4 separate regions of the Homo sapiens genome follow, and all the other regions are linked to region 4. The links are chromatin contacts, found by Hi-C in ENCODE. All regions are on one chromosome and are shown on one strand. Each heading gives the region's core, a stretch centred on a gene start or an enhancer-like site at or near the end of the contact. The rest is flanking DNA. Distances are from core to core; before and after follow the strand shown. Region 1 overlaps DAPP1 (dual adaptor of phosphotyrosine and 3-phosphoinositides 1). Region 2 holds the start of CXXC4-AS1 (CXXC4 antisense RNA 1). Region 3 has its middle 97 kb from the start of DDIT4L-AS1. Region 4 holds the start of SLC39A8 (solute carrier family 39 member 8).

What was found. A loop is a pair of places that touch in the nucleus more often than their neighbours do. Pooled maps may share reads with other maps.
Region 1: a pooled map shows a loop between it and region 4 (5-fold over the local background). The contact joins the enhancer-like site here to the promoter of SLC39A8 in region 4. A Hi-C loop is called at or near these places in 2 of 37 single-sample maps with no recorded cell type and 10 of 50 pooled maps.
Region 2: a loop to region 4 is called in a pooled map, with 8 times the contacts of the local background. The contact joins the promoter of CXXC4-AS1 here to the promoter of SLC39A8 in region 4. A Hi-C loop is called at or near these places in 2 of 37 single-sample maps with no recorded cell type and 5 of 50 pooled maps.
Region 3: a map of ascending aorta shows a loop between it and region 4 (3-fold over the local background). The contact joins the enhancer-like site here to the promoter of SLC39A8 in region 4. A Hi-C loop is called at or near these places in 6 of 168 maps with a recorded cell type or tissue (B cell, CD4-positive, alpha-beta T cell, CD4-positive, alpha-beta memory T cell and 3 more) and 15 of 50 pooled maps.

Annotation. Positions count from the first base shown.
Region 1 is chr4:99,846,099-99,849,203 of GRCh38, forward strand. The region is part of intron 3 of DAPP1 (dual adaptor of phosphotyrosine and 3-phosphoinositides 1); the gene reads left to right. Among named protein-coding and RNA genes, the nearest start is that of DAPP1, 31 kb to the left of the region's middle. Within about 2 kb of position 1,438, at least 6 of the 41 ENCODE cell types and tissues checked have a DNase peak (open chromatin) inside an H3K27ac peak, as active enhancers do.
Region 2 is chr4:104,488,747-104,492,311 of GRCh38, forward strand. It overlaps CXXC4-AS1 (CXXC4 antisense RNA 1), which reads left to right and starts at 2,219. Exons shown (of 10, transcript NR_125926.1): 1 at 2,219-2,314. It overlaps CXXC4 (CXXC finger protein 4), which reads right to left. Exons shown (of 3, transcript NM_025212.4): 2 at 1,998-3,313. The coding sequence starts at 3,056.
Region 3 is chr4:100,091,730-100,095,166 of GRCh38, forward strand. No RefSeq gene overlaps it. Among named protein-coding and RNA genes, the nearest start is that of DDIT4L-AS1, 97 kb to the right of the region's middle. Within about 2 kb of position 1,887, at least 7 of the 41 ENCODE cell types and tissues checked have a DNase peak (open chromatin) inside an H3K27ac peak, as active enhancers do; they include ascending aorta, where a contact is called at or near this core.
Region 4 is chr4:102,343,264-102,346,742 of GRCh38, forward strand. SLC39A8 (solute carrier family 39 member 8) reads right to left here and starts at 2,219. Exons shown (of 9, transcript NM_001135146.2): 1 at 2,082-2,219; 2 at 1,181-1,652. The coding sequence starts at 1,399. RefSeq lists enhancers at 742-801, 2,702-2,751 and a silencer at 1,272-1,521.

The DNA.
Region 1 (3,105 bases), core at 188-2,687, 2.5 Mb before region 4:
TTATAAATGAAGAAACTGAGGCCTGGTTAGAAATGGGGAAGCAAAAACTCACATCTCCTTTCTCAAGCTGCCTCCTAAAGAATCAATTTCTTCAAACTTTGATTTATACATGTCAACTCTTGCCCACAATACAGCACAGTATTTCACATGCCCTAGAAGTTTCCATGGTGACTAGATTGAGGCTGAGAATAATTATGGTATAATGAGTAAACACACAAATTCTAAGTTTCAACTCCAGCCTCTGCCATTTGCCGGCTCTGTGTGTCTCCTCAGGTAAGTTAAATAATCTCTCTGAGCTTCAGTTTCATCATCTTATGAAACTGATTAGATGGTAGTAGCTCATACTTTAATGACTTATTGTGAAGATTGAATGAAATTAGGCACATAGGACATTTGGAATGATTCTTAGCATAGTATAAGTATTCAATAATTATTATTCATATTTAATAAAATGCTTTTATGGTTATTAATTCCATCAGATTCTATGCAAAAGCTGTACGTTCTTTGATAAATAATAAAGAATTAGTTTAGGGACAATTGAATTTGCATTTATCAAATGTTTGTGATGTCCTCTTCAAACTTTAATCTAGTTCCATAGTGGACTCATATAAGTGGTAGAATCAAGTGAGCACTCCAAAAATAGTGACTTGACTTGGATATTTGAACAGAATTTTCTCCTACACTGACTAACTGGTATGTCTCTCCTAGTTCAGTGCACTTCACCCTATGAGACTGGAAATTAAATATTAAAACCCCTTCACATGTAAATGAACAAGGCTTAAAGTCCATTTGCAGAGCAGGTGGCAAAGAAGGAAGGAAAAAGATCTTGAATAACCCTATTCTCTCCCACCAACCCCAAGAAATCTACTTCTCATTGGAAGGAGGGGAGAGAGGAACTCATTATGCCAGTTGCAGAGCTTATTTTCTGAACCTGAGGGCAGTAATGAAACACGGATGGACATGATCTGATTTTAATTTAATTCAACAAAATGTTTTGAGTGAAATGGCCCTGTGAGCCACTGATAACATAGAAAGATAAATCAGATATTATTCTTGCCTTCAAACACCTTACAGGCTAGCTGGGGTACCTGATGAATAAGCACTGACCTCACTGCATAAAATAAATACTCTAAACAAAAGTTTTTCTTTAGGAGTTTTGTGTACCCTGTGCTACACTCTATTTCAGATACCAAACCAATGCCTAAGAATTGAGACTGTTCTTACTCTCTTTCTGAGTTCCTGCTGGAATACAAGATAAAGGGTCCTTCAATGCAATTTCATATTATTGCATACAGTTATATATGTAACTCTTACACATAACTGTAAGTTACCATTCAGTCAAAGTAAATGGAAATGCCTGCCTTGGTCCAGCTCTGATCATCTCAAAAACATACCTCCGCTAAGCATGGCTGAAACCAGGTTTCATGTCAAAGGCAGGAAACAATAGTCACCTTTACGTAGTTCAGAAACTGAAGTGAAACTTATAGCCAAGTTTCCAAGGCCTGTGGTTACTGGTCTTCCTCATTCTTCTTGCTCTGCTACCCCTGCCTCCTGTTGCCTTTTTCTAAATCTCCCAGCTGAGTCCTGGAGTTCATTTGGTCTGAATCTCAGTAACCCAGGGTCCCTTTCTTCCCGAGCTGAGGCACTAACTTGGACCTTGGAGGCAAAGTATTAAGAGTCTGTGGTAGCGACAGTAGATAAGTTTGTTTGTTTGTTTGTTTGTTTGTTTGTTTTGAGACAGAGTCTCACTCTGTTGCCAGGCTGGAGTACAGTGGCGCCATCTCGGCTCACTGCAACCTCTGACTCCCTGGTTCAAGCGATTCTCCTGTCTCAGCCTCCCGAGTAGCTGGGATTACAGGCATGCGCCACCATGCCCGGCTAATTTTTGTATTTGTAGTAGAGACGGGGTTTCATCATGTTGGCCAGGATGGTCTTGATCTCCTGACCTCATGATCCGCCCCCTCGGCCTCCAAAAGTGCTGGGATTACAGGCATGAGCCACCGCGCCCGGCTGATAAGTTTCTTTTGATTGGAAATGACAGAAACCAGCTCTGGCTAGCTGGGTTTTTTTGGTCTTGTTTTTGATTTTGTTTTTAAGTGAGTAGGGTACAAGAACAGGGAACAGGAGCAGAATTTTTTTTTTTTTTTGTGATGGGGTCTCACTCTGTTGCCCAGGCTGGAGTGCAGTGGCACGATCTCGGCTCACTGCAACCTCCGCCTCCCGGGTTAAAGGGATTCTCCTGCTTCAGCCTCCCAAGTAGCTGGGACTACAGACGCATGCCACCACGCCTGGCTAATTTTTGTATTTTTTTTAGTAAAGACGGGGTTTCACCGTGTTAGCCAGGATGGTCTCCATCTCCTGACCTTGTGATCCGTATGCCTCGGCCTCCCAAAGTGCTGGGATTACAGGCATGGGCCACCGCGCCCTGCCCAGGAGCAGAATTTTTTAAAAGGATATTAACAATATACCCTCCCAGAATTTAAGGGCAAGTTGAACAACCAAGAGACAACAAGGAATCTGCTTAGTAATCATGGCAAGTCTGAGGCTTTCAGTCAATTGATGTGTCTGTCTTGATTCATCTCTGATCGTCTCAGAAGTGTACCTCCGCTCAGCCTTTCTGAAACCAGGTTTCATGTCAAAGGCAGGAAACAATAGTCTACTTCATGTAGTTCAGAAATTGAGTTGGTGGACCTTCTCTCTAGAGAAGCAATTAAGTGGATCCCCAAGAAGTGAATCCAATTAGTGTGACCAGGTCAGGTATTCGAGGGCCGGGCCAGGTCTGGAGGTATAACATGGTTATAGGGAACCTATCTCTGTATACTGGGAGGTACAATCTCTGCAGAAGGGGAAATCATTAAGCCTCACAGCCATGCCAAGAAGTCTGTATATTGGCTCTTCCTTGGGCAAGAATAGTCATCTAAGGAGAACTGTCTTTTAGGACACCAGATTTTTATCAGTATAAGTTGCCGTTTTATAAGTACTTTGTCATCTTCATCTCACAATTTAGTTTAGCCTCATTTGTGGGGTTACTAGTTAAAATCAATCTACAGTCAGTTTTACTCTCTTGGTTGACTCAATGCCATTTTCCTTTGTTTTACTTTTGTT
Region 2 (3,565 bases), core at 969-3,468, 2.1 Mb after region 4:
TCAAATTAAAAAATTACACCAGCATAGAAACTTGTGCAGAAAACCTATTGGTACTCATATCAAACCCCTGCAGGGTAATTATTTACTAAATAAATCAGAATTATTCAGTTACTACATATCTTAAATTGGGATGCAAGTAGTGCCACGAGTCTAGCTAAAGATGAGGCCTAACAGCAGAACCAAATTTATAATTCTAGATACTACATTTCAAGAGGAAAAATAAAAGCCATGTTGTCCTTATCAGCTGGGAATAGAGAATTTCAGTATGAACTGAATTTTAATTTCCCATAGTCCTTAGAAGTTACAATAAATTAATCCGGCAAAGAAGATTCAAAAGCTATTTTTTGCCACCTAAGAAAATACATGGACCTGCATTATAGTTGCTATTATATTTGCACAAAGAAAGTTGCCAAAGAAAATGTAATAAACCATCCAGGAGTAAAGTTAAACTTTCCAAAAAGAGCTGATTTATCTTATAAAGAAGAATAAATGCAATATTTTGATGAAACTGATCATACCCAATAATGACATCAACATAATTCTGATATTTTTAGAATCCTAGAGGGCTATCTCATTTGATTTACACAATTAAAGGTTAAAAAAAAAACTGTATCTTCTTTGTGTTCAAACCTGTACCAAAGATCTTTAACCCTTCTCTTTATTCTTTTAAAGACTGCTTCCCAGTTCATAAAGCAAACTCCTCTAAGCAGTACTCACAATTTTTAAAAGAATGTACAGATAACCCTAAGATAACTTGTGAGAGCCACTCTCATCCTGCAACTCACTCCACAGAATATTAAAATGTTAAAGCACAGAATGCTAAACCCACCACCTACAGTCTCATGTATATATGAACATCTAATTATCTACCCTGTAAATTTTATCGAGACTAACTATAAGTACTTGTCCAGATTTCTTTGTTTAATATACCACCAAAGTCATTTACCTGTGATTTTTCATTTTTCCCCATTTTTGTTTTGATCAGGACACAATACAAAATTTTTATCAAAGGTATCAATCTCTGTATTTAGCATAATTCATAACCTAATTTAACAATTACTTTAGTGAGCATCTGTACAATATCTGTTTTAAAGACCTATAGGTAAAAGAAACTATTATTGACCATATAAGGTATCAACCAAAACTGTGCTTGGTGTATACACCAACTTTGTAACCACAAAATGGTTACTTTGTCCAATGCAGAGCCCAGGGGAAATACTTTTTTTGTAACTGAGTTTTAGAAATTATTCATTCTAAAACCACATAAAATAATTTTTAAACAAAATCACTCTTATCTGCCCTGAAATTAACTAATTGTATCCCTTTATTCTAAGTCACATCTCCTCAAAATTTGCAGGTAGAAATCCGCTTCCTACACAGTTTCAGCTTTCTCCAAAAATATCAGATACGCAGAAAATAAAATAGAAAACATTCTGCCTTGATGAGTAGAAAAATGATTCTAGAAAAGGGTAGGAAATCCCCTTCTGAATCCAGGTGTTTCAACTTCATTGAATACTGCTGTGTGGTTTGTTACCGGTTTTTTAATGAGAACAGGCTTGTGTACCACAAACTGTGTCCTCACTGTTATAAATGGGCCACTAACTTAGCCAGTAAACTTGTATAGGATGTGATGTGTCCAGTCCTTTGGGCAAGATGCCCCACCCTTTTTAATGAGGAGGAGGGGGCATTTTAAACCACCAAGGGAAAATATTGAGCATATTGAATGTGAAACTTCTGATTCTTCAATTACATTATTTTTCCCCCAGGGATAAAAAGGAGGGCACTCTCTCTATCAGAAGGGCGGTGTCACGTGAAGTGCAGCTGGTGCGGGTGGTGGAGAGGCCAAGCCTTTCGCAAACCACCTACAACTCTTACCACCTGAATGAAGCTTCTGAGAAGGGGTACTGCATCTTGAAGCCAGACAAGAATCCCTGAAGGGGAGAGGGAGTGAGGAGGGAAGGGGGGAGACTGGGAAACAAGAAATCATCTCCTCTGACCTCTAGTGAAGTGCCAGGTTTTTTCTTTAGCTCTTCACATTTTCTAAATTTGCAGATCTGGTGTCCCGTTTTGCGGTTCCTGCAACTGCTGCAGACGCCACAGTTGATGAGCCTCTTGCAGGGCACGCAGACCCCACACCTTTTCCTCTTCTTCTTGGCTGGGTTGGCTCCGCCAGCTCCCCCTGAGGAGGACGAGGAGGAGGAGGAATGATTCTGCGGGCAGTCTGCCAGATTGGCAATTTGAAACGCACTGTCTGTGACGGCTGCTGAGGCTGCTGCGGGGGAGTGAAGGGCTGTCATGACGATGACCCCTGGAGGTAATGAGATGCCCCCTAAAGCCGGGATAGCGGAAAAAGTCCCCACGCGCTCGGGGAGATTCATTATCTCTGCTTCAGCAGCGCCGCATTTGAGCTTGTTCATGCATTCCCCCGCCAAAGGTCTGCAGTGTTCAGGGGATAAGGTGGAGAGGAAATTAGTATTTGCCATTTGCAACGACGGCTCTGGCGGGCAGCCAGCTTTCCCCAGCCTCTGGGAGTCGTTTCGGTGGTGCATGCTGGTCCTGCTGCCGCCGCCGCCGCCGCCGCCGCCACCGCCGGCGGGGAGGATCGCCGAGGAGGAGGAGGCGGAGGAGGAGGCGGCGGCGGAGGAGGATTTCCTGCCGCCCCCACCACCCCCGCCCCCGCCTCCGCCGCCGCCGCCGCCGCCGCCACCCCCCCCGCCGCCGCCCCCGCCCCCGCCGCTGCCCCAGAGCATGGCGGTGGCGGCGGCGGCGGTGGCCGCGTTGTCGCAGTTCCAGGGGGACATGCCGATGCGCGCGGCGGCCGCGGCGGCGGCGGCGCTGCTGGGGAAGATGGGGGTGGTGATGCGCGCGATCTTGGCCGCCTGTGGGAAGGCGCCCCCGTTGGTCTTGTAGAAGGAGGTGGCAAAGGAGCGGTAGCGCTCCATTTCCGAGTTGTAATCCACAAGGCTGTTCAGAGCCCCCTCGGGCAAGTGGCTTTCCTTGGGCAAGCCCGGGGCCTCCGGGCTCGGCCCGGGCTCCACGCAGACATTGGTGTTCATGGTGCAGGGGGGGAAGAAGGGGTGCAGGGTGGAAGTGGGGACCGCCTGGTCCGACACCTGGGTGGAAAAGGGGGAAAGGTGGGGGGGAGGGAAGGGAGTGATGGTGGTGTTGGGGTGGGGGCCGAGGCGGGTGGGGAAAGTGGGTTCGGGTGGGGAGAGCAAGGTGAGGGCTGCTTTATTCCTCTCTGGGGCTCATTTCCACAGACGGTGAATTCCCAGGCAGCGTCTTCCTTTGCATTATCCTCCAACTGTTACAACTAAAATAAAGAAAGTCATTCCAACGAGCTGCACGAGGAAAAAGATTAAAAATAAACAACCTCCCTCACTAACCCACCGCAGACACCGAAAGCTCCCACATTCTTCCATCAGGTCGTTTGCATAAGAATCATCAAGACGTGACCCCCCCCAGCCCATCCCCCCCAACTCTCCCAACCCCCGCTCCCTCCCTCCCCACAGCAAACCACAGCTCCTCCCCCCTATTCTTATAACCCTCCTGAGAAAATGTATTA
Region 3 (3,437 bases), core at 637-3,136, 2.3 Mb before region 4:
CACTACGCCAGGCTAATTTTGTATTTTTAGTAGAGGTGGGGTTTCTCCATGTTGGTCAGTCTGATCCCTGTGTCTTTTATACGGATACTTGTCATTGAGTTTAGGGCTTACCTGGATAATCCAGAATGATCTCATCTCGAGACCTTTAATTTAATGACATCAGCAAAATCCCTTTTTCCAAATAAGATCATGTTCATGGGTTCCAGGGGATTGGACATAGACATATCTTTCTGGGGTGTAACCATTGAATCCACTACAAAAAGCATGCTCAAAGGACTCATGAATGACAAGCTAGTCCTTGAAAACCTGTGCTGTCTGCCATTTTCCTTTTCTGTTCTGGCTGCCTGGGGTGATGTTTCCTGTCGCAGCTAATGCCGCAAGTGATAGCTCTACCTCCAGTGACCACTAAGGCAGGACAGTCAGCAAGAAAGCCAGAGATATTGTTATAGAAGAATTTTAGACAAATTCGTTTAACAGACTTTATTTGATCAAAGAACAACTCGTGAATTGAGCAATACTCAGAACCGGAAGAGGTTTTAAGAGCTCCACCCAGCAGTGTAAGCAGTAAGCTTTTATAGGATGAACACAGAAGAAAAATAGAAAAAAAATCATCTGATTGGCTTCGGCTAGGCATTTGCCTTTTTGGGCCACGGCGTGTTGAGGCATCTGCCTTATTTGAGCATGATCTGATCAGTTGGCTCCCTGTGATTGGCTTGATGGTCAGCTGTTTGTGATTGGTTGAAACTTGGCTACTCGCAAGAAGAAAATATACTCCTAAGTTAGGTTTTGGCTTGTTTATGTACTAGATTAGGTTGTGGTTTGTTATGTAGGACCTCAAAATATGAGACAGTCCCAGGCCAATGGTCTCCTGCTTATTTAATTTAACAACACAAGATTGCAAATTTCTGAAGGTGGGTCCTTAATAGCTATGCCTAGTGTGCTGTCTCTAGGCTACGCTGAAGCTTCTGGTACCTCATCTGTTAGTGGATGTTAAGTGTGGTGTTGCACTCTCTTCTTTAATTGCCGAAAGAGGAGTTAGCTTTGGGCCTCATCATTGCGAGGAAAGAACTGAGGCTTGGAGGGCTGAATTGAAGATTAATCTGAATGACTAACACTATGTTGTTTCCAAAATCACCCCCTGTTCCACTTTGAAACAAACTTGTGTTTTCTCAGTTTCTCCCCGAAAGGAAAAGTTTCTCACCAGGAGTGTCGTGGTGCTTTGTGTATATAAATCCTTGCTGGGTCCATATCTATTCTCCACACATGCCTGGAGTCGAGGCTGAATCATTTATTATTTATTCCCCAGCATGATATAGCTTTATTGCTTATGTTCACTGGGGTTTGGGAAATAAAGACTCAGGAAGCAGAAACACACCAGCTACAAGAGTCTGACATTTGTTTATGAGCAGGACAGCCTTGACTTATTATTCTACTTCTTCTCTTGCGTCTCCGGGAACAGATCTAAGAAGTGGGACCTTGTATGCAGTCACTGAGACAGCTGTTCCCATGAAAATCAGGGCTCATGGAGGACATGCAAATGCTTCTCTGTCAGTCTTCAGCCTGCTTGCTCTGCCTTCTGCTTTCCTGGTGAGGATTAAAAGAGGATTTCAGAGCTCTCCTTCAATTTGATGCCATCATTTTGATGTCTATGCCACCCGTAACTCCAATTTCTAAACTTGAGAGCTGTACAGGCCTGTTACAAAGTGGTTACCTTTTAACCACTAACTTCCGAGAAAAAACTTGGATCACTGAGGAGAGAACGAAGACAAATACAATTGAAGCCCCAGGTAGTTTTCCTGAGGCCTCATGATTTCTTTTGGCAGAGAAACCTATGATAGCTGGTGGCCACTAGGGGTCCCCAGAAGGCTTTTTTAATGAACAAGAGGCACCCGCGCTCCTCACCCCTCCCTTTCCTTCCCACAAATGCCAGGGGTAAAAACAACTTTAAGCTCTGACGTCAGCCAGCCAGGGGAGCCACCCTGTTGTGCCCATAGGTATAGCTAAGCTTCTGAGAACTGGGGCCTGGTGCTTTCCCTGGCAGCCCAATTTTCAGCTTAAATCATTGCCTTAATGTTATTTTAATGTGCTTGGGGTCCCTGGGGGACAGAGTGGGTGGCAGGGGAACAGCATTTAATTTCCTTTGGAGTTTGGAATGTGCCTGACACTTCTTAAGTACTTGAGTGAATATGAGAGTCTGTAATCCTTGCAAGAGCAAGCAACTTTGGGGGCCTTCTTATTTGGCAAGCTTCAAGACAAAGTTAAATTTTTGCTAGGAGAGAGGGAAAAAAGGAAATAAACATGTATTAAAAGTCTGATATATGCCATGGGCTTTACATTTATTATATTATTAAATCTCAAAAATAACCTCATCCAGTTGGAATTATTGTTCTAAATGCTAATATTAGGAAGGAGACATTCAGATTAAACAATTTGCCTACTGTTTACAGCTGATAAATGACCCAGGTAAGACCACAGCACTGGTCAATTAGGATCCGCAATCCAGGCTATGCTCTCAGTATCCTTCAGCCTTCTGGTTTTACTGTGAGGGCTCTCACAAAGGAATCTACTCATTGTTTTACCTGAAGCTTTTAAAGTACATAACCAAATCCAAACCTATAAAGGTGAAATAGCACTTTTCTAGATAATAAAATTAAAGCCTGAATGTAATCAAGCAAATGCTTATTAGGGATATTTTGTCCACCAGGTGCTATGTCTAATGCAGGTTCTGTTGAGGGCCTCATGTGCTTAATTCAGAGTAAAAACAAACAAACAAACAAAAAACACTAATGTTAGGGCAAATGTATTATTTTGACCAGAATGACATAGATTGGCTGTGTCCACATCAACTAAATAAAGTGAGCAATTATCTGATGAATTGCTGCTGAAGAGAAACACTTGATTCTTTACCACATTACCAAAAGGGTAGATTGACAAATAAAGAAGAATGTATCAGGCTTGAAGGTTGGCCAAAAATTGCCAGTCAATACTCTGGAAGTTTAGCAACAGGGAAATATCATAAGGGTTTATTTGAATCAGCCCTGTCACAGTGCCCAACCCAGTGCCTGGTGTAGTGTAGGCTCTCCGTGAAGGCAGAATCAACGTTGAATGATGTTTTTAAAAATGTTTATAGGCCCACTGTGAACATCCCAGTCTCCCTTCAGCTGAAGTCACTTTATGTTGACTCAAAACAATCTGCCCTCCAAACGAAAGTGTAAAATAAGAAACCAAGGCTTAGACGCTTCAAACACCAAAGCACCCTCTTCTTATATTCCTCCTAATTGTTAGTAGAGTAAGGTGTTTGGCTATTATTAGTCTCCCAGTGCTTACGTATTTGCTGGAAATATGCCTCATCCTCATGTATTACACCTTCTGCATAATCTAGTTTTATCATGTAGAAATTCCAAGGATTTATGAAGGTGAAATGACTCTGAAGTCCC
Region 4 (3,479 bases), core at 969-3,468:
TAAGATATTTCTAACAAAAAGATCAATCTACGTATAATGTTATTAACATGGAATTTATTTGATTACAGTTTCCCTAACTGTAATCTAAAGTCATATTCATTAGGAAACGCCAAATTTCCAAGAGCAGAGTATAATATGCAGCATTTCCCAAACATCTTGGACCCCAAAAACTTCTTGTAACAAACTAACATCGTCCAAAAATGACAAACGATATGGAAAATACCGTATTCTACCCTCCAATATCAGCTGTCAGTGGGACAGGAGTAAAGGAAAACAAGTCAAAGCACTGAGTTAACTGAGTTTTAAAAGACGGAGAGCAGTTTTGGAAGGATGCAGAAACTACACTTTGTCTACTTAACAATTTTAAGAACTACCCAATCACAGAGTATTTATTATAGAAATAATTAGGAATAATTTGATTTTATGTTTACAAAGAGGTATGATGTTTAACTGCTCCTACGTAGTTTGAAGCTTGTTCTTAAACCCAAGGTATTGCCAAATGCCTAGTAGTACCCTGTTTATTACTGAAAAAATTTTTTTAATCATTTTGGATAAATACTAGAATCAAATATTTGACCTGACATATGACAAGGAACTAACAATATAAGCCTAGTCTACCACCATCTGGATGACCAAATTAGAATCTTAGTCTCAAGGCCGCCCCTGTTTCAGCCCTGAATGCCTCATGTAATGTACACAGGAGCCAGAACTACATTATATCTCGTTTTCAAATAGCACTGGTTACGCACCGGGCAACTGTTAACCAGGGTGGCATGTGATAATCTTCCTTGCTAACCTTGTAGGAAGTGTGCGAGCCGTTATCTTTCTGGCAAGATTTAAGTAACTCATTCCTATCTAAAAAGCATCTGTTAAAGTGGCGTCACACCCTCAACTACTTCATAAAGTTTTCTATAAAATGTTAAAATCACCAGAGTCGGACCTCTCAGTTCATCAGGCGTAAAACTGCAGTTTCCGGCTGCCAAATCCCTTAACAACGTTAACCTTTTAATCCTTCAGCCTCGTCTAGTGAAAAGCAAGTGTCACCAGATACCGCCTTCTACTTGAGAAATATAACAAGATTCTTTCTCCTGCACTTTTCCCAAATAAAAACGGCTCATATACAAAGTGAAGTCTAGGGACACCCACAGTACGGAGGGCTGCCCGGACCTGGCGGCCTTACCTGGTTGAAGTGCAGCTGGCCAGGCTCCGGGACGCCCACGCGGGAGGCGGCTCCCATCTGCTCCAGCAAGTGCTGGAGCTGCGCCGCCGACAGGCTCAGATTCGCGCCGAACACGCTCAGCACATCCTCGCTGAAGGCTAGCCCTGGCCCCTCCGCCACTCCTCCGAGGCCGGCGGCCGCCAGCAACAGGAGCCCGGCCACCGCGCGACCCGGGGCCATCCTGGCCTGGGCTTCCCCTTGAGGGCCCGCGACGGGCTGCCGCGCAGAGGGACGCGCGCGGGCGCACTGGCGTCCTTGCCCAAGGGCGGGAGCGTCAGTGCTCGGCGCTGCTCCGAGTCAGAGGTGGCGCGGGACGCCCCTGGTTCTCCGACGCCTTCGAAAGAACAGCAGCTCGCGACCTGCGGGGCATTGAAGTGGCAGCGTAGCCGAGGGGAGCGATAGGCGGAGTGGGCCCCCCGGCCTCCTGGAGAGCCTGAGATAAAGAGGACAAAGGGGGACAGAGATAAAGGCCACCAGGGCACCAGCCGGCAGGCTCCAGAAACGCTGCGTGGCAGTAGCCCTCAAACGCCCGGCCGGGCATGGGGCCAGACGCCCCGGATCCGGGTTTGCAAACGCCCCAGGATTTGCGTACATATGCTCCTCCCGGATATAAAGCCCCAAACCACGCCACTTCTTAGGAAAAACTAAAACCACACTAACTGTAGAACTCCACCTCCTCTTCCTGTCTTTCTGCTTTATTCTCTCCGCCGCAAACTTAGAAGTGAGACGTGCAGTCCCCAAGGAGCTGCAGAAAAGGGCTCTTCCGGAGTCCTGGGGATTGCGCGTTTAAAGGGGACCCTCCCTCTCCCCGGATCTTCTCTGAGCTTGGCAAGTTAATCGGAAGCACTCGCTGGCCTCTCACCTCTCCTATCTGTTTGTTTGTCTGTCTCTGCGTCTTTCTCTCTGCGTGTCAACGTAAGACTCGGTCTCTGGATCTCTCTCTCTTTCTGTCTCCCGCCCCCACAACCTCTGTATCTCTGACAGGTCCGCGGTGAAACTCCGCGATCCGCTCCGGCGCTCTTTACAAATAAGGGGAGGAGGGCCCTGTCCCCGCCTCCGTAGCACGTGGTGACCCATTTCCCCAGCCTGAACTCCCGCGCGCGTCCACGCCGGGGCGCAGGACCGCCGGCCTTCCCTCCGCGGGCGCTGCTCATTCCCAGCATCAGCCATGCCCTCTTCCCCACCCTCACTCCTGAGGGTTACCTGATGCCACCTCCGTGTCGGGGTCCCTAACTCCTCTCTGGTCTCGGGGACGCATGCATCTTTTCGTGATCTTGATGAAACCAACTTGCTGAAATGGAGCCTGGAGACCCTTGCATTGTCTACATAATTAACAGGAATTGCTTTTTTTTCTCACTTCTTAAAATCAGAGGAGAAAGAGGAAATCCAATGGTAGCGGTGGCGGGCTAGCTGAGCCAGCACTGCCCAAGCCGGCCCTTCCTGGCGGGATATCCGCAGATCAGAGGAATGTTTATTTGTTCATATGGGAGCTCAAGAAAAGCTGACTTAGGTGTGATGTCAACAGGTTTGTGTAAAGTGAGTGTGGTGTTTGAGGCAAAGTTTGTATCTGGTGGATATAGTGGTTCAAGTGTAAAGTGAAACCATGCTTCACTGTTAGATGGCTGTGAAAGGAAAATAAATCTTGAGACTTCAAAATCACCAAGCTAAAGGGAAACATCAAGAAGGGACCAGCTTAGGGCAAACCTGCCTGCCATTCTATTCAAATTCATCCCTCTGAGGCTCACCTGAGACAAATGCATATCTGATTGCTTTCTCTTCTCCATCGTTTATGCAAAAAATGCAGATTCACTGGGCCAGACTAAACTGTCTATTGAGTGGAAGGCTGATCATGGCCTCAAAAGAATGCAACCTTTTGTCTCTTGTCTATTATACTTCTAACCTGGAAGCCCCCACTTCCAATTGTCTCACCTTACTGGACTGAACCAATGTACATCTTACACATATTGATTGATGTCTCATGTCTCTCTAAAATATATAAAAGCAAACTGTACCCCCGACCACCTTGGGCACATGTCTCAGGACTTCCTGAGGCTGTGTCAGGGGCACATCCTTAACCTTGCCAAAATAAACTTTCTAAATTGACTGAGACCTGTCTCAGACATTTTGCATTCACGTGACTAAGGACAATAAAAAGAATACAAGATGCCGTTCTTGCCTTTCATCAGGAGAATGCACAGCCTCCTAAAATAGCACATTTTAAAGAGACATTAAGTCTAGACAAAGGGGAAAAGATGGGGAA